3 separate regions of the Mus musculus genome follow, and all the other regions are linked to region 1. A link is a loop called in an ENCODE intact Hi-C map of the cell type or tissue named here. Cell type or tissue: left cerebral cortex. All regions are shown on one strand.

Region 1 (8,000 bases):
GTTACTGAGTTATAGACTCAGATGAAATGGGAGTCAGGGCAGTGAAGTGGCTCTGAGGGAAAAGGCATGGCGACCTGAGTTCCCGTCCCAGGAGCGATATGGTAGGAGGAGTGCTAATCTTTGACCTCCACAGTTGTGCCATGGCACGCATACTCACACAAATAAGTAACTGCCCAGATAGAAGTTACCAGGAAGAGTGGAAAAGAATTATCCTTGCACTTACTGTCACAGTGATTGAAAAAACATTTGCAGCTTCATATCCCCCGCCCCCCCCCCCCCCCCGCACACACACACACTTCCTGTTTTGTTTGTTTTGTTTGTTTTGGGTTTTGAATGCTAGAAAGCATTGAGAACACTTTCCAAATTGTCCCAGATAAGTTCCTCTATGACGAGAGGAAGGAGACCCCAGACCAGACCGTAACCATGACAAACAGGAGACAAACCCCAGGTCAGCTATGAGCAGCCTTGTTTTGTGGGTGCTCTACACTGCTGAAGTGAATAACAGACCCATTAATGAGTAGTCAGGGCTGCTGGTCGAGACAGCTGCTTCCTCTTCCTCAACCTCTCTGGCCTAGAAAGCAAACATTTCACTTTAGGGTGTTCAGAGACCTTAATGTCTAATGCCTAACTGGACTTTGATAGCAGGTTTGTATTGTATTTCATCAAAAGTGTGTTTCTTAGCTGTTTATTCTAGTTACCGAGGGGCAGAATGCCACAGCAGATTTGGGTGACCCCTTTCCTACGTGTTTCCTGGGTGATGAGTGGAGACCAGACACAGACATGCCTGGCTGCGATGGAGAGGGGATAACAGGACCTAGTTTAATGAGCAGACACTAGGGTCCGACTTTGTTATAAACACTTCCCATGCCTTGTATGATGACCCCCCCTCCCTATAGTCTTCTGCATATGACCCCGTTCTCACAGGTGAGGAACAGTCTCTGAATAACTTCCTTAGGTTCATAAAGCCACAGTGCAGGACTTTGAACTACAGCGTGGTCCAGTCCCCCTTACCACTGGGGTAGTAAAGACTGTGTATGTAATGTGCTCTCTTACCTTATTGCGTAGCGCTCTGAGCACTTATGATCCTTAAATATGGTGGTTTTGTTTCCTGAATATGGAGATGGCAGAAGCCTTAGTGTTGCCGAAGACAGGATTCATTTATGACAACCAAGATCCGCTCTGGAGAACTGCTCTCCCGTGAGACAAGAGAGGCTCCTCTCCTGCTGAATTCAGTCACTGTGCTCAGTCACACCGAGAGACAGAGAAGATGTGTCTGTCAACTCCTGCCTGGGCTTTGGGGAGAAAACTAAAGGAGCCTTTTAGGAAGAGGTCTGGCCTCAGGCCTAAGGGGTAGAGAGCTCTAAGTTCTCAGCTACTATCATGCACAGGAGTGTGGGTACCGATCCTGAGAGGGGCGCCCGCCTGCATGGATGGAGTACCGACTTTCCCACATGAAGTACAGGGGGATTGCTACTGCTCTGCTCTGCCCACTCATATCCTCAGCCATGTCAGCTCATCCTCTGATGTACCTATGGCTGTTCCCCAGGCAGTCTCAGCACCCAGTAAAAGGCTCAGTGGCTGCCGAGAACACCCTACCTATGTGCTCAACAGATTTTCCCGAAAGCATCCCCACAAACTTGTGACGTTGGCCCTCGGTAGCTCTAGCTCCTGCTCTGTGTCTTCTCTGTACAGCTGGATCAGAATGGGACTCACTGGGAGACTCCAGCTGATGGGACCATCAGCCCACAGGCAGGAGTTCTTGATCAGTTCTGTTTCAGCTTAGAGAATCGTAAGGTGGTGGTGGTCGAACCCGTCTGCCTGGGGCTGACCTTGAAGGAAGAAGTCTGCCAATAATGGAGGTTTTTAGAATCATTTAGGTGCGTGTTGGAACAATTCATTCATGCCAGGGTGTTCCTCAGGGCCAGTGGAGTAGAAGAATTTTGTGTTCAAGGTGGGTGGGGAGATGATAATTCAAGAGAGAGTTTTCTGCAGGAATCTTAGAACATAGAACATGACTGTGGGGGGGTCTTGATTCTGTAAGAGGGCAGTAGATTATTCTGCAGCTCCCACACTTACGGAACCCCCGGATCCCTGCTTGTCACATGTTCTGGGACCTTATACTTCTTCCAAGTACATGGTGGGAAAGAACCCAGGAGGTGGGCGGGCTCTCTCTGCAAAACCCAGACCCACCCCTTCCTGTTTTCTGCAACAACAGACCTCACTTCCTATGGCCTCAGTCTCCCTGTCTGTGAAATACAAATAATAATGTTCATTGCTGTATATAATGTATGCCAGCTATATCATTACATATCATTACAGCTCCCTCTAGTAAGAATATAACCCCCCCCACACACACACACACATACACATGTATGCATCCCTAAAGGTTTGATCCTTTTGAACTAGGAAAATGATACTGAGGTCTTAACCTGGGGGAATTCTCAACAGTTTCCAGCTTTAACAACCTGTGTAGTCATCGTGGCCACAGAGTCATCACTAAGATTGAAATGTTGACTTTGACTAAAGGGGAAAGACCAGTGGGAAGAAAGATTCTGTTATCCAACCAGTTTGAGCAAGTTGAAGTAGAAAATGTCAAGTTATGATACTGTGTGACAGGAGACAGCAAACATTTAAAACCCAGGTGTCTTAGATAATGCTGCGACAGGCAGAAGATGGTGGGTCATCCTTGTCTAGGAAGGCTGAGGAGAAAGCCACATGAGCAGGGGCTCACATAAAGAAGGCAACAGTTCCTTTATTCAAAGCAGTGATACAGAGCATGCATTGGGTGAAAGGGACACTTCTGTATTCTGCTGGTTCACAGGCAAACAGGGCTGGATTGTAAACAGGCTAATGAAAAACAACCTGTGGAATCCCGGAGAACTCAAGAGTTAGGTCAGCAGTCTCAGATTGGAAGGCATGTCTTCAGGGCTGGGCTGGAGCTCCATGGAGCACAGTGTGTGTGTGTGTGTGTGTGTGTGTGTGTGTGTGTGTGTGTGTGTGTGTGTGTGTGTGTACACGCCTGTACATGCATGGGCACGCACTCAACACAGGAGGGACTCAGGGAAGCTGCGAATGAGTGATCCCCACCATGTAGAAACGGGATGCTTAGCTGCCTGCCCCTCCACACACAGACCCTTGGTGATCACAGACAGTGACTACTGCAAATTCCTCATGCCAGTCGCCCTCCCTTACTGGCCGTCCCCCTTTTCCACACCCCCTCCAATGGTCCAGAGCTCGTGGTCTTAGTAACAGAGGACTTCTGACTGTAATCCTAGCGCGTCACTTTGTTGAAGGCAAACACGTGGTTTGGGGAGCACATATAAAACTCTGCTCCGGGCAGAATCGTGATGTTATCTGCTGGCAGCAGGTTTGCTCGGAGCAGAGCTGCTGAAACTGCCGGCAGGAGAGCGAGTGGGAGAGAAAGAGAGAAGGCGCTGAGAGCTGAGCTCTGGGGCAGGCGTCAGGGATGGAGAGAAGTATTAGGGTTTAAAGAGCCATTCTGGAGCAACCCATCTGCGGAGAGAAGGATCGGCAGAGGTCTATTTTAGGGTCGCAAGTACCTACTTACCCTAAGCGAGAAAGTGCAACCTTGGTGGAAGCTAGGAGAAGCTAGGGAAGGGTGCGAGTCCCGGGGCAGCCCGCAGCCAACGCGCCCAGGAGGCGGTGTTGTTCCACAGGGGTTAAGGAGGTGGCCGATCGCTGTCGCCCTTGGCCGCCTGGAGCAAGAAAAGGAGGATCTGAAGGACCGAGCTGGAGGCTGGCCCTCTTTGCAGGCAGCAGCGGCGGCTGCAACGTGGAGCGACCCAGCCGGGTGTAGGCCACAGCGCGGCCGGCAGGAGCGGGATCCTCGCCGCCTGCTCCGGCCTCTGTGGATCTCCGGGGCGGACAGTATCCCACCGAGTCTCCGAGTGAGCCGCTCCGGGGCGCATCTGCCTCCCCGCGGCTCGCCAGGCTCGCCCTCGGCGCGCGCGCACGCACGCGCGCACACGCGCACACATCCACACGCACACTCATCCACACACGTGTGGAAGGCAGGGCCGAGCCGCTCGGTCTTTGAACTTCTCAGTTAGAGCCCGGCGCAGCCCCGGCCGCCGCTCAGCGCTCCCCGCGGCCCTGCGTGCCTCCTGCCAGCCCCCGGACCTTCTCGTCTCGTCCCTTTTGGCCGGAGGATCGGAGTTCAGATCAGCCACTCCGCACCGAGCCTGACACACTGAACTCCATTTCTTCCTCTTAAGTTTATTTCTACTTCAGAGCCACTCACCCTCTCCCTTCCAGGAGAAAAAAAAAACAAACCTTTCTTACTCCTTAAAGTGAGAGATTCCCCCCCCACCCCGCCCCAGCATCGCATATTAATATCTCCACGTTGGGAACGCGTTGCATTTTCTTTTTTAAAGGAATCCCAGCCAGGGACGTTTTTCTATTGGGCATTAACTTTCGACTGCTTTGCAAAAGTTTCGTATTAAAAACAACTCTACCTGACCGCTCTGAGAATTACTAGTTTCTTTTTTATATATATTTTTTCTTACTTTAAATAACAACATCAACGTTTCTTCCTTTTAAAAACATGCACTACTGTGTGCTGAGCACCTTTTTGCTCCTGCATCTGGTCCCGGTGGCGCTCAGTCTGTCTACCTGCAGCACCCTCGACATGGATCAGTTTATGCGCAAGAGGATCGAGGCCATCCGCGGGCAGATCCTGAGCAAGCTGAAGCTCACCAGCCCCCCGGAAGACTATCCGGAGCCGGATGAGGTCCCCCCGGAGGTGATTTCCATCTACAACAGTACCAGGGACTTACTGCAGGAGAAGGCAAGCCGGAGGGCAGCCGCCTGCGAGCGCGAGCGGAGCGACGAGGAGTACTACGCCAAGGAGGTTTATAAAATCGACATGCCGTCCCACCTCCCCTCCGAAAGTAAGTACAGTTTCCGTGGTTTTCGACTTTTCCATCCCCGAGTCTAAGGTTGGCCCGGAGCTCCTCAGATCCACAGCAGCCTTAGGCGTTCGCCCTTTCCTCTCCCAGTCCCCGGGTCCTGATCGCTTCGTTTCCGTTCTGTCCTTCGTCCCTTCCACTGCCTTTCCAGTCGTGGGATGGAGAGGGATCCACAGGCTTGCAAACCTTCAACTTCTGTTTTATTTATTTATTTCTCCATAACTCCCTACCCACAAATGCCCCAGACCTTTTAAAAGATGTTTGCATTTCTCCTCTCCCCTGGTCTACCAACTAGCAAATCAGCTCCCTTCTGTCAAAAGAAAAGCGCTTCCCGGGATGACTTATGCTAAGAGACCAAGGTAGACTTTGTTTTCTTTGCCGGGTTGGCATGCAGTGGGGGTGGGGGTGTCCTCCAACTGGTACACAAAGAGTTAAAAAAAGTGCTTCCAAACTAGCCTTCTCAAAGGCGCCCCCCTTCCCTGCTGACCTATCTGGGGACTCCCCAAACCTTTGCTATTGTCTCTCACTCCCCTAAGAATGTCAGCATCAGCAACACCAAGCTGGATTTCGGGCGCACGGGGTGGGGGTCACTCAAAACCCTTAAATCCTCCGGGGGGTCATTTATTGCTCTCTCTGGGTGTTTTTACTCTCAGTCTTCTTGCAGAGCCGCATTGCCAAGTCCCCTTTTGACCTCACGTGGACAGTTAGAAAGAATAAATAAGGTTCTAACTGGGCTCAACTAGGTTTCACTTCCCGTTTTTTCTAGGTAGTCCTCGCTAGCCTGGGAGCAGGTCGTTTTTTCTTAGGGGGATTCTCCATGATCTTTTTCAACCTTGAACTCTGTGTCCCGGCACTTTCACAAGCAGCAGGGTCTTCTGTGTGTTCTGAAATCGAAGATGGGAAAGACAGCTATTTAAAAAAAAATATATATATATATATATTTCCCCGTTTCGCTGGGAGCAATAGCTTCAGAAACAGCTGGCATACAGTAGCAGCGATTTATTGTGGAGCCTTGTGGGGGAAGGGGAGAGTACAGTTAGTGTAGATTTGTTTCAGAGTTCTTTAAAAAGGGGGTGGGGAGGGAGGGAGGGAGGGAGGGAGGGAGAGAGAGAGAGAGAGAGAGAGAGAGAGAGAGAGAGAGAGAGAGAATTTTGCAGCAGCAACAGCACTGAGTGATACCTGAGAGGGTTAAGCACCAGGAAGAAACACTAAAAGAAAGAGAAAAAAAAAAAACTTCAGCATCCCTGTGTTCCAAGTCCCTGTCGTAAACTTCTCATTGGCTGCTCTGTTCTCTCCTCCCCTTTCATGCCCTATATCCTTGCTGGCTGCCTTTGTGAAGTCTCTGTGTCTTGCCTAAATAGATAACGCAGCCATCTTGGTAATTTTATCCCAGAAGTCAGAATTGCAGGGAGGTGCTTTTCTCTCCTAATATTTATTTTTAGTTTGACGAGCCATAGCTGTCTGACTTGCCGCGTCTTGCACTTGGTGCCCTCAGAGCGTTGGTCTACCCATGTGTCTAACCACACTCTTTCTGGTCACTTCTCTTACCCTGTAGTGTTCTCTTGTTGTTTAGTGCCGTAACAGATGCAGGGAACCCTGGCCAGCAGGACGGTTTTATTATTATAGTTACGGCCCTATCCACTACAGTGGATGCGTACAGTCCGCCCTGTTTATTGCTCCTGGGAAATAAGGATTTCTATCTGGGGTGGAGCCACAGTGATGCTAGGGAAGGGAGTTCATTGTAATTAGTCCAGAGCCACTGGGGCTGAGGGACGGCTTGACTCAGTTAGTTTTCTCCCACATACGTGTGTTGATTCTGCAGATGTTTGGGCTGACAGACAGGCATGTGATCCGGGGCTGAATAACTCCTTCTTCGGTGTTTACATGCCAAAGCTCAGATTAGCTGTCAGGAAGTCTGCAAAGAGGACAAAGATCCAATCTCACATTGCATAGGTGTGCAGGGAGCAGGCCACCAGGGGAAGTGCTTCAGTCCAATGGATGAAGGTGAGCAGAGAAGGGACAACCCCAGAACCAAGGTCATGAGCAGGTTAGAAGAACCGCCCAGGTTTTATGGAGGATGTGAGGGTATCAATAACATCGATATGTGGACTCTTCTGTATCCCACTCCTGAACCTCCGATTAAATGAAAACCTAAGTATGCTTACACACACACACACACTATACATACACACACACACATACTATACACACACACACACACACACACACACACATACACACATGTACTATCATTTTTACGTGAAAACTAGAGATTTAAGAAGATTGTGTTCAGTGTAGAAGCTTAGGAGTAGAAAGGTATATTAATAGCAGCGGATTCAACACAACTGAGCAGGGGCTATGGATAATGTTATAGAAAGTAGGTTAACTGATTTTCCAGGACTTTCTAGATATAGGGAGTTCTTCCAGAAGAGAGAGGGAGAGGGAGAGGGAGAGGGAGAGGGAGAGGGAGAGGGAGAGGGAGAGGGAGAGGGAGAGGGAGAGGGAGAGGGAGAGGGAGAGGGAGAGGGAGAGGGAGAGGGAGAGGGAGAGGGAGAGGGAGAGGGAGAGGGAGAGAGAATCATTCCATTGTATTTAAAGCAAGGAGATTTGGAGGAGCAGGGCTGGCTGGCTTCTATGCCACTGTGGTGCATACAGGGAGCGCATGTGCCTGTTACATCTTGCAGTGAATCTGAAGAGGGTCACAAGCCCATAGAGAAGTCATGGGAAAGATCGCCGCCTCTTTTTTTTTTTTTTTCCACCAACTTATTAGTGTTCAGGGAGTGACTTCAACTCAAGTATTACAAATATGCCCTAATTATGCTTGGTGACTATATATCACTACAGACGGCTGATAGCCCTTGGTGGGACGTTTTATAAAGTTCAAACTCAATCTTTTTAGCAATGTGGAGATTGAAAACCGAAAATACAAGAGATATTGTATATGCCCTCAGGCATACTTTGTCTTAAATATTATCCTTGGCCAAGTGTGCTGTATAAATAAGTAGATATTAATAGAACTGGCCAGGTGCCAAGCTTCTAGTATGAATTTTAGCCAAGAATGTATTTATGGGG
Region 2 (8,000 bases), 460 kb after region 1:
GCCCCAATTCAGAGCCTTGATTCTGTAATATATATATTACAGACTTGAGACTCTGAATGAGAGAAAAACTGATACATATACATGTATGTATATATGTATTATATATACATATACATACACACACATATATATATGATACATATACATGTAAAATCTGATACATATACATATATATATATATATATATATATATATATATATATATACATACATAATATAATCAGCACTAGGGACTGAAGCCAGGACATTGTACATGCTGAGGAGAGGCTCTACCGGTGAGCTACATCCCCAGGTTTAATTGTCTTTTTTAAAAGAACATTGTTTTTCAGACAAGGTCTCTAAGTTAGTGCACAGCTGACCTTTAGTTCACTGTACAGCAGCGATATCCTTGAACTGCAGAATGCTCTCACACAGAAGCCCCTATTTTTCTTTAAGGAGGGCTTGGGAATTTATTAATTTAATTCTTCTTTCTTAAATGTCTTCTAATGTAAAGTTCTGAAAACTTTGTTCCTTTTAGTTCATATCTCTAATTATTCCACCTCGTCCAAGTTTTTTATTTCTTATGCCTAGATGTTCCATCATCTTTGCCTGATTCTTCTCCCAGGGTTCACTACTGCAAGAATAGACATTAGAGGTCCTTTTAGGTGGAGAGATATAGACAAGAATCTAGTCTGCCCTTGAGCTATGGGATCAGTAAGATAAAAACAAAATTTTCCTCTTCCTAGATTAATTAATTATTCTTTGAGAGTTATGCAAGAGTGTGCATGGTCTCATCACCTCAGCAGTGTGTGATCAAACCTGATAAATGGAAGGAGGAGAAAACGAAAACACAGCATTACGACCCGTGTGCAAATCGCTGGTCAGCACAGCCCAAAAGAAAGCCAGGACTGTTTTCCCCATCTCTGTGAGAAAAGATCTCGATATCTGTCACGGGGGTGGGGTGGAGTGGGGAGTGGGGTGGGGGAGCAAGACTAAGTACTCAGCACAGAGATTTATTTGTCCCACAAAGACAAAAGGCAGAGGATAAGAGACAAAGATGAGATAAAGAGGAGAAGGAGAAATGGGACTGAGAAGAGGAGTGTGTTCCAGGGTAGGGAGGAACAAAGGACTGGCTCTGGATAGAGAGGAGACAACTGTGGCCCCACAGGCAAATGGCAGTTTGTAAAGTTAAGAGAGGAAAGCCCATGTTAGGGTGAGGTGTTTAACTTTAATTAGGAGAGCTAAAGGGGGCTTTTGATTGCTGGACTTCAAGACTTTGGTAGCTGGACCTTGCTGGTCAGCCTCATGGGGAGGAGAAGGGTGATAAACGGTGGGCGCTAGCTTTTAGGACTGAGGCAACTGTATTCTGTTGCCCAAGCAGGAAGGTGGGTATATGACTCTTCATTTTATATGTCTCCTGTCACTTTATGTGTTTTAAGAAGTCACCTTATGAAAAGCACTTGTATGTCAGCAGGCATATCATGTCTGCTTTGATTTTTTTTTTTAATCTTTCATGGTTGAGCCAATATAGAAATTGTCTCTGTGTTATTTGTCAGTTTCATCCTCTGTGTGTGTGTGTGTGTGTGTGCAAAAAATAATTATAAGTAAAAATGAAATAATTTAAACTATATATTTAAAAAATGAATGTCATCTAACAGTTTTTTGTTTGTTTGTTTGTTTTTTGTTTTTTGTTTTTCAAGACAGGGTTTCTCTGTGTAGCCCTGGCTGTCCTGGAACTCACTCTGTAGACCGGGCTGGCTTGGAACTCAGAAATCTGCCTGCCTTTGCTTTCCAAGTGCTGGGATTAAAGGCGTGTGCCACCACTGCCCGGCCATCTAACAGTTTTTAACAAGTCAGAGGGAATGGGGGAGAAGGGCAAGGCCTGCTAGAGCCATGCCTTTGCTGCTAGAGTCTCTCCATCCACTGGAGCTCCTTAAAAAAGGAAGGCTTTAGTGTGGCTCACAGTTTGAGAACACAGGCCATCCTATGCAGTAGCAGAAGTATGGCAGCTGGTTGCACCCTTACAGAGCCGGACAACTAATGCTCAAGCCACCCTCTCCTTTTTACTTAGTGTAGAAACCTGGTGTACAGCAGTTAATGCTGAACTGAAACAATCCGTCCAGGAGGGAAGGAGAAGTTCCCGAGAGGATGAGAGGATAAATAAACATGTCTGGAAAAAGCTGAAACTTGCAAGATTCACAAGGCAACTCCTCAGTTTCATACAAGCAGAAAAATTCTGAGCAGTCTAGTGGAGGCAATTTCTCAGACTTTGTGAGCTGCCTGCAAGCTGTGCAGAGAGCTCTGGGAGACACAGCTTCCATGCTGGGGTGGGCTTGTGGTATTATAGCCAATTTCCAGTTATCCCTGTTCCTATAAGTGACCCCTGACCCACAGCCCTGTGAGGAACCTCAATGAAATCTCATTGGTTCACCAAGTTGGATGCTGGCCTTTTGTAAATCCCCTTTCTGGATTTAGGATATATGCTTGTGGCTTCTCCCCAGGAGAAGTCTCCCACACAATAGACCCTCATCCTGGGGTGCAGAGGGCCACATTCAGGACTTAAGTCTTCATTTCTGTATGGATCTTAGTGGAGGGAACAGATTTTCTACCTAGAGTGTTTTTGTCTTACTTTATCAAAAAGCTTAAGGGGAGGGAGTTATATTGCTCCATGTTGAACAAAGGATAATTCTATTATTTATCAGGAAAAACAAAACAAAACAAAACAAAACCCCTTTTGAGTTTGCCTTGTTAAGGGTCCAGGACATATCTGTGACAAGATGGAATATTCAAGAACTACTAAATACAACCCTGTCGGGGAAAGAGTTTTGTTTCTCTGTCCTTGGGTCTACTGGAGGAAGTCAGGATTTCTTCCACTGGATGCTGAGAGGTGGTGCTCCCTCTATTGATGTCGGGACCCCTCATTTTCTCCCAACTTCTGCAAACAGCTCAAGTTATTTCTTCATGTCTTAAAAGATTATAGGAAGTAGTAGGGTACTTCCGGTGACAAGCTGGTGCCAAAACCAGTACAGACTTTTAAAATCAAAGAATGCCTTGGCTAAAGAAAGCATAATAAGAACATATTTAGTTATATTAAATCTTTAAATCTTCTCTTAGTATTAACAGGACCTTTTAACCTCCAGTATTCTCTGATAATGATAATCTCAGGGTCCCATTTATTTCCTTTTCTACTGATATTAAAAATAAGAAACCCACAAAACTGTCATACAGATTAACAGAATGCTAACTAAGCATTTGACTAGACCGTCCCTGTGAACCAGTTCAAAGACAAGAACTTGGTTTTGTTTCCTGAATTTGAATGCAGTTTTCATAAGCATAGAATTCACCACGCCATTTCCTGTATCTACCCAGCGCTGAGTGCACAGTAAAGGCTAAATACATGTTTGTTGACTCAATTAATTTATCCTCATATCTCTACCTCTTCACTGTTAGCAGACTGCTGGGAGATATTCCCACAGAAGCCAGTTCAGTGCTGTGGGATGAGCACTAGTATGGGGTACACATGGAACCCGACAGCTTGTAGACGAGACACCCACTCCAGAAGCACTCCCAACATTTCCTGGTCAAAAGCAACCTTGATCCTGCTGCATTTTTTCTAGAAAAATCTGCATCTTCATAAGAGCTGATCTTTAACTATCATCAGACTCTAGCGGCGGCATTTGTTTTGTTTGGTTGCTATGCTCAGGCATGACTGCACCCATCTATCCTAGGTCTAAATTACACTAGCACCCACATAGCAAAGCTAACCTGGGCTCCAGGATTCCAGTCTTTCCTGAGGTTACATGTACACCCCTGTAATGGTTTGAGTCTGAAGTGCCCCCTGCAGGCTCATGTTGGAATACTTGGTCTCCAGTTTGTGGCACCAGTTTGTAAACTGTGGAGTAGGCTGGCTGAAGTGGGGTTCACAGCTTATAGTCTGGTTATAATCCTGCATAACACATGTCCTGGTAAGTTGCCATGTAAGTTGTCTTCATCACAGGCTTCCAAAAGCTCACCTCCTGGGCATGGTGGACTGAGAGCTATCTGAAACTGTGAGCCAATGTAGACCTTCCCTTCCTTGCATGGCTCTGCCGGCTCTTGTGCTATAGAAAGTAGTTGGTACAACTTATGAAGAGGCGTCTTTGCAGCTGCTAAACCTTCATGTATGCAAATCAAGAGTTCCGTTTTGAATCTCTAATAAAGTAATTACTCTAGCAGGCGTCTGGAACACTGCAATATTTAAACCGGCGGTTTGTATCTGAGAATGGATTAAATTTGATGTAGAGAAACAACTCGAGTGCATGATGCAAAGTTTGTAGAGTGCAGGTGAGCACACATGAAGGGAGATGCCATATCCAGTCAGCGTCAGGTTTTAACATGACAAGTCTGGGGAGGATACAGACTGCTACAGATTAAGAAAGTCTGGCCACCAATATTCTGCGGACCATCAGGATTTGAGGACTCTGCTGCTTAAAGACTGGTTATGGTAAAAACGTTATTGTTTATATGCACTGACTTAGGTGTCAGTCTTCTCTCACATATGGTAAGATCCTTAAGAATTAGAGACTAAAGTGCCTACTTCATCTTTCCTGGAGAAGTGTAACAGCCACCTGCGACCAAAGAAGTTCCTCTTTACAGTGTCAGGAGACCCTCTGAGAAAACAGCTCAGTGGGGAGCCCTTCCTTAACCGATATAGCTGTATATCACACAGATCTACATGTCACACAGGTCTATACATCACAGTTCCCACATCTACATATCAGGGAACATCTCAGAAGAATGTAAAGGACAGGACACCAGGAAATCTGACGTAAAGCAGTCTCCCCTGAGAATGCCAGTGTAAACAAAACTTATGGAACAATGATATTACCGGTGAATATGTTAACCTGGAAGGTGGAAAAATTTAGAGTCCCACCCTAGACAAGGAACTACAGGCAACCAATGACTGCTAAGAGAAGAATTAATTTTTCCTGGGGATCAGCCCTCTTACTGGCTGTCCAAGGCATCATGGTCAACCCTGAGACCATATATATACTAATAACAAAAGGCAGATTCAGTAGGTGTGTGCGTGAGTGTGTGTGTGTGCACATGTGTGAGTGGAGTGTGTCTGTATGTGTGTGTGTGTGCGTGTAATAATAATAATAAAATAGAAAAAGAGGCTGTCAACCTGAGAATTGGGGAAACATGGGAGAGGTTTTTGAGTATGAAGAGTTGGGAGGAAGGAGAGAAGGGATATAATTGTATTTCTATCAAAAGCATTTTAGAAATAAGAAGAAAAATGAAACATTAGAAACAAGTCTGGTTCCTAGCCCCTAATATACTAGAATACCATGACCCACAATTCAAGTTTAGCCAACACTATCAAATAATTACTTGGTGGGTCAACAATAAAATGACCAAATATTTTGAAAACATGACTAGTTTCAGGAAAGCAGCTGTCTTGATGAGTTCCAAGCCTTAGCTTGGAGACACTCAAGCTCCCAAGGGAAGAAGAAAGTGGCCTTTTCTATATGGGATAGACAGAGATGGCTTCCGGCAGCAAACTGGCATTTCCACTGGCCTGCCCTCGGGACCTAACAGCAGTTTACATTACCACCAGGTGTTCCAGATGTGTGCTGCACGTAAAAGGTCCCCGGATGCTCCAGATCTCTCTCTCTCTCTCTCTCTCTCTCTCTCTCTCTCTCTCTCACATCTCTCTCTAGCTTCTCTCTTCTTTCTCCCATCTTCCCTTCCTGTCTGCCTCTATTTCTCTCTCATGCCCCCACTCCAAGATGGGTGCTTCACTCTCCCCTCCCCCAATAGACCTTACACTTATCTGTAGGATGGTGTAATTTCTCAGGGGCACATCTTGGCATGGACCTCCATACCCCACCCTCCCTACGCTTTATTCTACCAGCTGCACCTCTACTTGTTTTAAGGAAGCAGGGAGGCTTCCCTTGCCTGACTCTTCCCTAATCTGTCCACTCTGGTGATGAGGCATGAACTTCAGAAGCAAGCAGAGCCATGTCTACCTTGCCTGAGAAGAACAATAAGAAGTAAAGTTTTTTTGTTTTTAAAGATGCCAACTGAGAAACATAGTTGACTTACTTCTATGAAGTTACAACTGCATGTCATGATCTATCATGGTAGAAATATGCCTATGTAAGAAAGAAAAGGAAGAGGAGGGCATGGTTGAAGAGGAGAAGGAGAAAAAGGAGGGAGAGATGATGGAGGGAGAAGAGAGGCAGAAAAGAATGAAGAGAAGAAAGAGAGGAGGAGGAGACAGTGGAGGGAGGAGGAGAAAGAAATGGAGGAGGGAGAGGAACAGGAAGAAAAGGAGGGAGAGGAGGAGGGGGAAGAAGAGGAAGAAAAAGAGGGCAGTCCCTTTCAAATGGATAGTATCAAAACACATGCCAAAATAAAAGCCCAAACCAAAGCACAATAAAGGAAGAGGATGAAGGGTGAAGAGGAAGAGGAGGAACCCTGCCAGAGCCCTGGCAAAAACTACATTTTCACAGGTTAGCAAGAAAACAAAACACTTTTCATTCATGCCTCAAATCTGTGATCCAGCCAGGAAGGAGGCAGAGATTTTAGACAGTGAAGAGCAGTGGTGGTCTGAGGGTGGTGGGGTCAGAAGCCTTGGGGAGGGCAGCTATGGTGCGATGGGGCAAGGGCTTGAGCCTGTGGAGCCCCTCCTCAGAGGACTCTGCTGCTGGCCATCTCTGCTTCTCATCTTTTGATTGAAATGCATATTTTCCTACCCATCAAGATTTATAGTTCTCCGCCGACAGCTTCCCTGGAACAAGTCTTGCTTTTTAATTTCACAATGCACATATAAGACTGTGGTGTGCCCATAAAGACATTCCCAGATTGTGCCTATAAAAGGCAGTTTTCAGGAGTCAAGAATAGAAATGCAGGACCCAGGATGTGGACTCACAGCGGGACCCCAGCCATCTCCAGCGGAAGGTCAAACCAGTGAAATACACATCGCCAGGTTCTGACAACCATATCATTACAGAAGTTTTGAGAAAAATAGGACTGTCATTGATTGTTATTTTTTTCTTTCTGGCTCACTGGATCCCCTGTATGGCTTCATCCACCAGCTGTGACCCCAAGACATATTTTTCTTCATTTTCCCATAATTGCTAGACCCAGGGACTCTGTGACATTTGCTACACTAAGCAGTGAAGGCTTATGAGGGATTTTAGGAGAAATCTTGCTTTCATAACTCCAAGTCTAACAGTTGGTTTAAATTTCCAAACAATCCCTTTCAAACGGATAGTATCAAAACACATGCAAAAAATAAAAGCCCCAAACAAAGCACAATAAATTATTTCACTGCTAAGGTATTGGATTTCAAAGGGAGACAAGAGTGCACGCAAGGCTATTACAGTGGACTCTACTGGATCTTTGGGAATTGCTGTCAGATATTGATAAAACAGAGAGACTGTAGGAGATCAGATAAAAGAGGAATGATTGCGTTTGGGGGAACGACGTGAGCTACATGGCCAGCAGAGATTTAAGGAGTAAGCTAATAGCAATCCACAGAACAGAGCTGGATCTGGTCCCCCATGTTAACCGCATTACAACCTCTCAGCATCTGTAATTTTTTTTTCATAGTGCATTTTCCTTCTTTCAGAATTTGCAAAATACGTTGTTTAATAGGTTTAGCATGTCAGTCAGTAATTTTGTGCCCAGGCAGTGCAAAGGATTCAAGTTTATTAAAACAAAAAAAAAATGGAGTGGGATTTTGGGAATGCTGTTCTTCTCCTCCTAACCCAGCCAAACGCAGTCATGCTAATTCCAAGTCCAGATATACCATAGACAATGGCAGCCTCTGTGCTTCAGGGCCCATGCCGGAGAGAGCACACACCCTTGTACCCCATCTTTGCTCTCCCACCTTTAGCATCCCTCCACCCCGAAGAGTCATTGTCTACTGCGCCCATTATTCAACAGTCACCAAACAAAATGGCTGGGGAGAAAGGGTTTCCCCATAAATGACTTTCTGAAGGGAACACATCAAGCACGGATTAAAGAACACTCAT
Region 3 (8,000 bases), 310 kb after region 1:
AAAACAAACCATGACACATACCAAGAATACAACACATAGGGCATTGAGGCAGAGGGGTGAAGGGTAAGAAGTTAATACTAGAAAAACCCAGAAAAGCATTCTCCTTTCAGATGGCAGGAGGCCTGAAAAGTCTGGCTAAGGGGCCTGAAGTTTATTGACTGTCTCCTGTAGGGTGAAATGACATCAGTGGAGGACACAGCAAGAAGAAGCTGTAATAGAAGGAATGGAAAGACACCCAAAGCTGTTGACACTTGTGGGGAAATAGGAACTTGGGACAAACGTTGGACATTGCCACTCACTTTGTTAGCAAACCCCAGATAATTGTGTGCTTCTCATTTATTCTCAGAGCGAAGGATGGAGTTTCTTTTGCTGGGGATTTCATGGCACAGGACCAACCATCCAAGTTGTACTGTGTGTTCACCTCCTCCCCTGAGCTACACCCAGATCCTGTGAGCCACAATAAATGCTAAGCTAGCTGAAGGATTGATGCCTGCCATTTACATTGCAGAATGGGGCTTCTCCTTGAGTGGACTTTACATTCCCAGTGTCCACATGCCTTCACTATATCCAGTAAAATTACTAAGTCTTTTTGAGTGCCATCTTAGGTTTTCTTGCTCAACTATCTGAACTTTAGGATAAACTTCTTTAAACATTTTTATACTCTCACTAAAGATAATATAAAGAATTTTCCTCTTGAGTGTATCTGTCAGGAGTGATTTAACAGGGAGTAAGAAGTGTAAGGGTCGCCGGGCGTGGTGGCACATGCCTTTAATCCTAGCACTTGGGAGGCAGAGGCAGTTCAAGGCCAGCCTGGTCTACAAAGTGAGTTCCAGGACAGCCAGGGCTATACAGAGAAACTCTGTCTTGAAAAAACCAAAGAAGAAGAAGAAGAAGAAGAAGAAGAAGAAGAAGGAGGAGGAGGAGGAGGAGGAGGAGGAGGAGGAGGAGGAGGAGGAGGAGGAGGAGGAGAAGAAGAGGAAGAGGAAGAGGAAGAGGAAGAGGAAGAGGAAGAAGAAGAAGAAGAAGAAGAAGAAGAAGAAGAAGAAGAAGAAGAAGAAGAAGAAGAAGAAGAAGAAGAAGAAGAAGAAGAAGAAGAAGAGGTGTAAGGGTCTGTCTGCTACCCAGTTTCCCTACAATGATAGACTGTAATCTGGAACCATGAACCAAATCAACATCTTTCTCCCTTAAGTCGTTTTGTCAGGTATGGGGATGAGATGGAGACAGAAAGCTGGGTGGAATTAGAGATGCTCTTTACAAGATGTGTACACATTTAAGAGAATGATGTTTTCATGTCTGAGGATTAAGGTACATTTCAATGATGGCTTCTTTGATTTAAGAGAAGATGAGAAAACTGATATCAATCAGAAATCACTCTGATAATAAGGGAATAAGGGGAAAACATTTGGAAAGATGAAGGGTCTCTTTATAAACTCTGATCTACAGAAATCTTTACTGAAAAAGATCATATACGTGCTCTGGTAATTCAAGCACAAGTCTGTTCATTGATAGAAACAATATGGGGCTTAGATGTCCACCTCAGCAGTCATACTGAACGTAAAAGTTCATCATAAATACATTGAGAAACAGGTTAGTTTACAAAACTCATCATCACCTCAACCTTCATCATCATCATCATCAAATCACCACTAAATGAAATGTTTATCAAACAGCTATGCTATGAGAAAACTCCATTGATACTCAGGTAAACCAGAAGCGGTGTTTTCCAAACACTTTGTAAAATAATAAACATACACGTTTTGAGATAAATCTGTTTGGAATCTGGGAAGGGAAAATACTAAAACATTTAAACCAAGATTAAACTCGCAGTGCCATCCACAAAATATCTATTTTCAAATAGTACATTACTAGAACTCGTGTTAAAGAAAGTCCATAAAGATTCTTTTCTGTTATAGAATAGGGTCACTAGGCTTTGTCATATGATATTCCTTTAGCCTACATCCATTCCCATACTCTCTCTCTACATCTTTCCTCATCTTCTTAGCTAGTGTCTGAGTGTGGGGCTAATCAGAGGCCACACAACCAGAAATGGTGCTCTGTCAGTAGAGACCCTGAGGTCTTTTTTTTTTTTTTTGTTAAGGCATTTTTATTAGATATTTTCTTCATTTACATTTCAAATGCTATCCCCAAAGGCCACTATAGCCTTCTCCCGCTCTGCTCCCCAACCCACCCACTCCCACATCCTAGCCCTGGCATTCCCCTGTACTGGGGCGTATGATCTTCACAATACCAAGGGCCTCTCCTCCCATTGATGGCCGAGTAGGCCATCCTTTGCTACATATGCAACTAGAATCACAGCTCTGGGGGGTACTGGTTAGTTCATATTGTTGTTCCTCATATAGGGTTGCAGACCCCTTTAGCTCCTTGGGTACTTTCTCTAGCTTCTCCATTGGGGGTCCTGTGTTCCATCCTATAGATGACTGTGAGCATTCACTTATGTATTTGCCGGGCACTGGCATAGCCTCACAAGAGACAGCTATGTCAGGGTCCTGTCAGCAAAATCTTTCTGGCATATGCAATAGTGTCTGGGTTTGATGGCTGTATATGTGATGGATCCCCGGGTGGGACACTATCTGGATGGTCTTTCCTTCTGTCTCAGCTCCAAACTTTGTCTCTGTAACTCCTTCCATGGGTATTTTGTTCCCCATTCTAAGGAGGAGCGAAGTATCTACACTTTGGTCTTCCTTCTTCTTGAGTTTCATGTGTTTTGCAAATTGTATCTTGGATATTCTAAGTTTCTAGGCTAATATCTGCTTATCAGTAAGTGCATATCATGTGTGTTCTTTTGTGATTGGGTTACCTCACTCAGCATGATATCCTCCAGATGCATCCATTTGCCTAAGAATTTCATGAATTCATTGTTTTTAATTGCTGAGTAGTACTCCATTGTGCAAATGTACCACATTTTCTATATCCATTCCTTTGTTGAAGGACATCTGGGTTCTTTCCAGCTTCTGGCTATTATAAATAAGGCTGCTATGAATATAGTGGAGCATGTGTCCTTATTACAAGTTGGACCATCTTCTGGGTATATGCCCGGGAGAGGAATTGCTGGATTTTCCAGTAGTACTATGTCTAATTTTCTGAGGAACCGCCAGACTGATTTCCAGAGTGGTTGTACCAGTTGGCAATCCCACTAACAATGGAGGAGTATCCCTCTTTGTCCCCAGCATCCTCAGCATCCTCGCCAGCATCTGTTGTCACTTGAATTTTTGATCTTATCTATTCTGACTGAGGTGGAATCTTGAGGTTGTTTTGATTTGCATTTCCCTGATGATTAAGGATGCTGAACATTTTTTTCAGGTGCTTCTCAGCCATTTGGTATTCCTCAGTTGAGAATTCTTTGTTTAGCTCCGTACCCCATTTTTTAATAGGGTTATTTGATTTTCTAGAGTCCATCTTCTTGAGTTCTTTTTTAAAGGAACCCTACACTACATCCCCACCCTAATCCTAAGGAAATCACATTGATCCTGGAAAAGTTAAAGAATCAGCTTGCTGATGCAAGCAGACATATCCCACATGGACAGTACAGCCTCCAGAAGAAAGAGACCCCAGAGTTACTGACGCCAGCTTTGCCACCACGGGCTTCCGGGATACTGGGAAGGTCATGAGACCCTTTCTGCTCTTTAAGTTTAAATAAATAAATAAATAAATAAATAAATAAATAAATAAATGAAAGAGCAAACAAAGAAACAAGTAAATGACGTTTGTTCTTGGGAAGGACTTTATTTATGAGACCACTTGAGGAATATAGAGGGGTTAGGAAACAGGTTAAAAATGAAGTTTGTCATGAGGAGAAAGGAAAAAGAAGTGGGCCTATGAACATTTCAAAGGGATGTGTTTTAAATTCTGGGAAACATTTAAGACAAAGTTTTATAGGATGAATGTGGTATTGCAAGTGTGTCCCTGAAAAATGAGAAACAGCTTCTCCTGACTGAGACACCTGATCAAATAATCGCTAAGTCTGAGTTGGCAGACTCCAGGCCGCCCTCTCTCCTAGGTCTCACTTGCTCAGCAGCCGCCACCATGTGAAGGGAGCAGGGCAGCCACCAGGGACAAACACCATTTTATCGATGGAAATGCTGAGGCGCAGAATCAGTCAGAGTATGACCCAGCAGCACCACCTTCAGGAAAGCTATGTGAGGGATAGTTTTGTAACCTGAGGGATATTCTGGAAGATACTACCTGGAGTTTCTCTCTAGGAAGTGGGTCTGTAAGTAAATCAGGAAAAGGAAGCTTATTTTAACATTGGTCACTTTTTCTTGGAATGTTTATAATGTCACGTTGAAAAAGAAATTGACTATGGATATTCATTTTTAAAGCTAACCACAGCAGAACTATGAAGTCTGGGGTTACTTTTAGGCTTTGCGTCTACAACGTTCCGACAGGTGTGCATGTTTGAATATATTGACTTTAAAAAAAATACAATATCAGTTTTCTTATACAATGTCTCTAATTTTAATGTAGTTGCTGTATTTCAAGATGGTGAGTGTGAGCAGGGCCTATGGGCTGTAAAGTACTTGGAAATTGGGATGTCTATAAATGATTCCTCTTTTGAATAAGCTCAGTTTACCCACACAAATATTATATATTTATATGTTTGTTTATACATATGTATATATGTGTACATAAATAAATATCTTTGGACCCATTTCCATGTGTCTGGTGGACAGATGAGGGATATGACTCTGTACTTCATGTTCCAGAGGTTCTGATCCATATTCTACAAGTTGTGTATTTAGAGTTTCTACTTCCCAGGCAAACCTTCAGGACACAGGGCAGATCAAGCCCATCCAGGATGGCTTACACGATTACCAGATACAGTGCCTTCATCAGGGCGAGCAAGGGCACAGCTAGGCCTCCACCATAGCCTTAGACATCAGGGTGTTGTATCAATGAATTCAGGAAATATATAAGAACTCCTTGGCAGATCCCCCAGATTAAAACAAAACCAACAACAAAACCCACCAAGACCTCATTAGCTCAATAGACTCTGCCTTGCCAGCTCCTGGAGTGTGGGTGGAGCTTCAACTCAGAGGGATCTACAGAAAAATCCAAGGACACTCTCAAATGGGTGCCATTAGTTTTCATTTTAAAATCTTTGGGGGCCTTACAGAAGCTTTTCAGTTTCATGAGGTCCCATTTATCAATTCTTGATCTTAGAGCCTGAGCCATTGGAGTTCTGAATCCCCCCTTCCCCCGAGCCCCCGTGCCCATGAGTTCAAGGCTCTTTCCCACTTTCTCTCCTATTAGATTCAGTGGATCTGGTTTTATGTTGAAGTCCTTGATCCACTTGGACTTGGACCTTTGTGCAGTGTGACAAGTATGAATCTATTTTCATTTTTCTATATACAGGCTGCCAGTTAGACCACCATCATTTATTGAAGATGCTTCCTTTTTTTTCCATTGCATGTTTTTGGCTTCTTTATCAAAGATCAAGTGTCTATCTATAAGTGTGTGGTTTTATTTCTGGGTCTTCACCTGACACATATACAACAGAGGACTGCCTGGTCTGGCCTCAGTGAGAGAAGATGCACCTAACCTTCAAGAGTCTTGAGGCCCCAGGGAGTGGAGAAGGCTGAGGGGAATGGGGGAGGTGGGGACATCATCTTGGAGATGGAGGAGGAAGAATGGGATGAGGAACTATGGGAGGGAAATAACGACTGGACTGTAAAAAATGATTTAAAACTTTTTTAAAAAAAGAAGAGAGAAAGAAAGAGAGAGAGAGAGAGAGGGAGGGAGGGAGGGAGGGAGGGAGGGAGGGAGGGAGGGAGGAAGGAAGGAAGGAAGGAAGGAAGGAAGGAAGGAAGGAAAAACAAAAGAAAAAATCCTTGGGAGCAAGATTTGGCGAGGCACAACCTGAAACCTCAGCATTTGGAAGGTGGAAGCCATTAGGCTCTAGAATTCACCATGAGACCTGGTACAGATCCAGAGGTGGGTCTGCAGGGCTCACTGACACCTCAGATTCAGGATTTGGCTCCATGCTCTGGGACTCCAAGAGCCATATACCTCCTTTAGAATCTGTTTGGACCCAGATGGCCAAACCCTTTGGCTTCTGCTTTCAGGGAAGGGAGTCTGCAATTCTGCATTGCACTTATTAGCAGAAAGGTTAAATCTGTTCAGACAATGTAGAGAAATCTAAGCAAAGTCATCAATGGGGAAGTGCTACAAAGTCACTAAACATCCTTGGTAGGTTTGTGAAGCTAGTCAGGTTCCTGACCCTCTCTGCCATCCACCTCCCTCGATCTGCCTTCTCTCCCTGAGGAAGTGTGTGAAAAGTGTTAAGAGCCAATAAAACATTCTGTCTTACTTTGTAAAGTGCCAGACATTGATTCTGTTCAGAACACCGTAGGTGGTGACTTCTTGTTCCACTCTCTTTGCCAGTCACTCTGATGGAAAACACTGGGGAAGAGAAGGACTGGGGATGATGAAGGAAGTACGGAAGGAGGGCATTCCTGCCTGACGTAGTCTATTCCATGGCACAAAAGAAGTCAGGATGGCAGTTTTTATGTTTATTGTATAAAAGAAACACAGATGACACAGAGAACTATAATACTCCTGTCTTCACCACCCCATCCATTTCATTTGGATCTTTCTAAGAAATACCATTTTATGCCCAGCCCAAATGTCAGATCAGACTCAGCTTCTACTCATGTGGGAATGAGGCAGGAAGGGGCAGACCAGCTGAGGCTGAAAGGGGACATGTTTGTTGGAGGAGAAGGGCAACTACCTAAAAATCAATTGGATGAATATACACGCAAAACAAGTAAGTCCATTTCTCTAAACATAAGAGCTCTAACAAACACAGTGATTTCGTTAGACATGTTTATGCTTGTACACCCAGTTGGAATGAAAAGGCAAACACAATTGGAAATCTCCTTTCTTTCCAAGTCTAATCTTAATGGTGTGTCACCAGTATTGAGGCAAATAGCTTCTATGATGAGGAATTGCTCAACTGATCTGTATACACTATGAGTTCCCTGGTCTGGTAATGCAGTATTTACTTCAAAGTATATTTTGCTTCTTCCAAAAGGCTGACAAAGAGCTTTGCATTTCACAGAGGGGATAAGGCAGGAAGGACGTGGAAAATGATATTTTTATCTTGAAAGGAGAAAACTATATGGGAGAAAAATCAATGAATGGGTAAGAATCTGTTCTTAGAAACTGGGGGAACACATTGTCAGCCTTCTAGTGAAGACACCAGGAAGTCATTTTACGCTATGTATTTTAATACAAAACTAACTAAACTGAACATCTATTATTTCAAAGAAGATTAAGCCATGAGGACGTCAGATATTTATTAAATGTCTACAGCTTAGAGTTGGATATTCCTCCTATAGGTTGGTGAATATGTAGGAAAACTTGACTAGTATCAGCCTCAGAAATACCTAATATGTAATGTCAACCTATCTGCTGGGGCAGAGGACTCTAACATACTCTGAAACAGTTATAAAGCCTTTTTAAAACTCTTCTAGATCATATTATCTGTTTTTCTTCTCATTTTCTAGTATGGAGAACATAATATAAACTTGTCGTAATGCCTGGATTACTTCCTACTCTGGATACAAGAGGCATTGATAGAGAAAGGAGAGTAAAAAGATTATAGGAGTCAGACAACCAGAACGTTCACTGTGGGATAATGTCTTCTATAAATGACAAGGAGATTGAAGATGTGGTTGCCTAAAGACCCGCACAGTGACAAGGCCAGGTGACATTCCAAAATGGATGGGGGAATCTTTTAAAGCCCCGCCCCTAGATGGAAATCTATAAGTAGTTTATGGCTGCTGAAGGAAGGAGACCCAGGCATTTTTAGGGATGAGTCCCCTGATATGTTATCCAATCCCAAGTCAGTCTTAAACACATGTACCTATGAGCAATAACAAAGGGATTCAGTAGATATCACACACACACACACACACACACACACACACACACACACTCATAAGCATGTAATAATAAAGAAGAAGAGTTATGAATTTGAG

Evidence for each region. Peaks named below come from ENCODE experiments on the same cell type or tissue, not always from the same donor. Only the 100,000 strongest peaks of a DNase experiment are listed, where the experiment ranks them.
Region 2: a loop joins it to region 1, with 3 times the contacts of the local background. A loop is called at or near these places in 14 of 42 quality-filtered maps.
Region 3: it touches region 1 in a loop (4-fold over the local background); 19 of 42 quality-filtered maps call a loop at or near these places.

What each region holds. Positions count from the first base shown.
Region 1 is chr1:186,701,339-186,709,338 of GRCm38, reverse strand. Tgfb2 (transforming growth factor, beta 2) reads left to right here and starts at 3,350. Exons shown (of 7, transcript NM_009367.4): 1 at 3,350-4,910. The coding sequence starts at 4,565. It overlaps Gm35655 (a long non-coding RNA gene), which reads right to left. Exons shown (of 2, transcript XR_373811.4): 1 at 6,108-8,000; 2 at 5,536-5,812. In left cerebral cortex, CTCF peaks have their summits at 3,625, 3,825 and 4,799; DNase peaks (open chromatin) are centred at 3,361, 3,877 and 4,793; H3K4me3 peaks cover 3,619 bases; H3K27ac peaks cover 2,452 bases.
Region 2 is chr1:186,237,128-186,245,127 of GRCm38, reverse strand. No RefSeq gene overlaps it. Among named protein-coding and RNA genes, the nearest start is that of Gm35201, 100 kb to the right of the region's middle. In left cerebral cortex, a CTCF peak has its summit at 3,818 (motif pointing left); DNase peaks (open chromatin) are centred at 3,829 and 4,077.
Region 3 is chr1:186,389,302-186,397,301 of GRCm38, reverse strand. No RefSeq gene overlaps it. Among named protein-coding and RNA genes, the nearest start is that of Gm35341, 15 kb to the left of the region's middle. In left cerebral cortex, a CTCF peak has its summit at 4,123 (motif pointing left); a DNase peak (open chromatin) is centred at 4,090.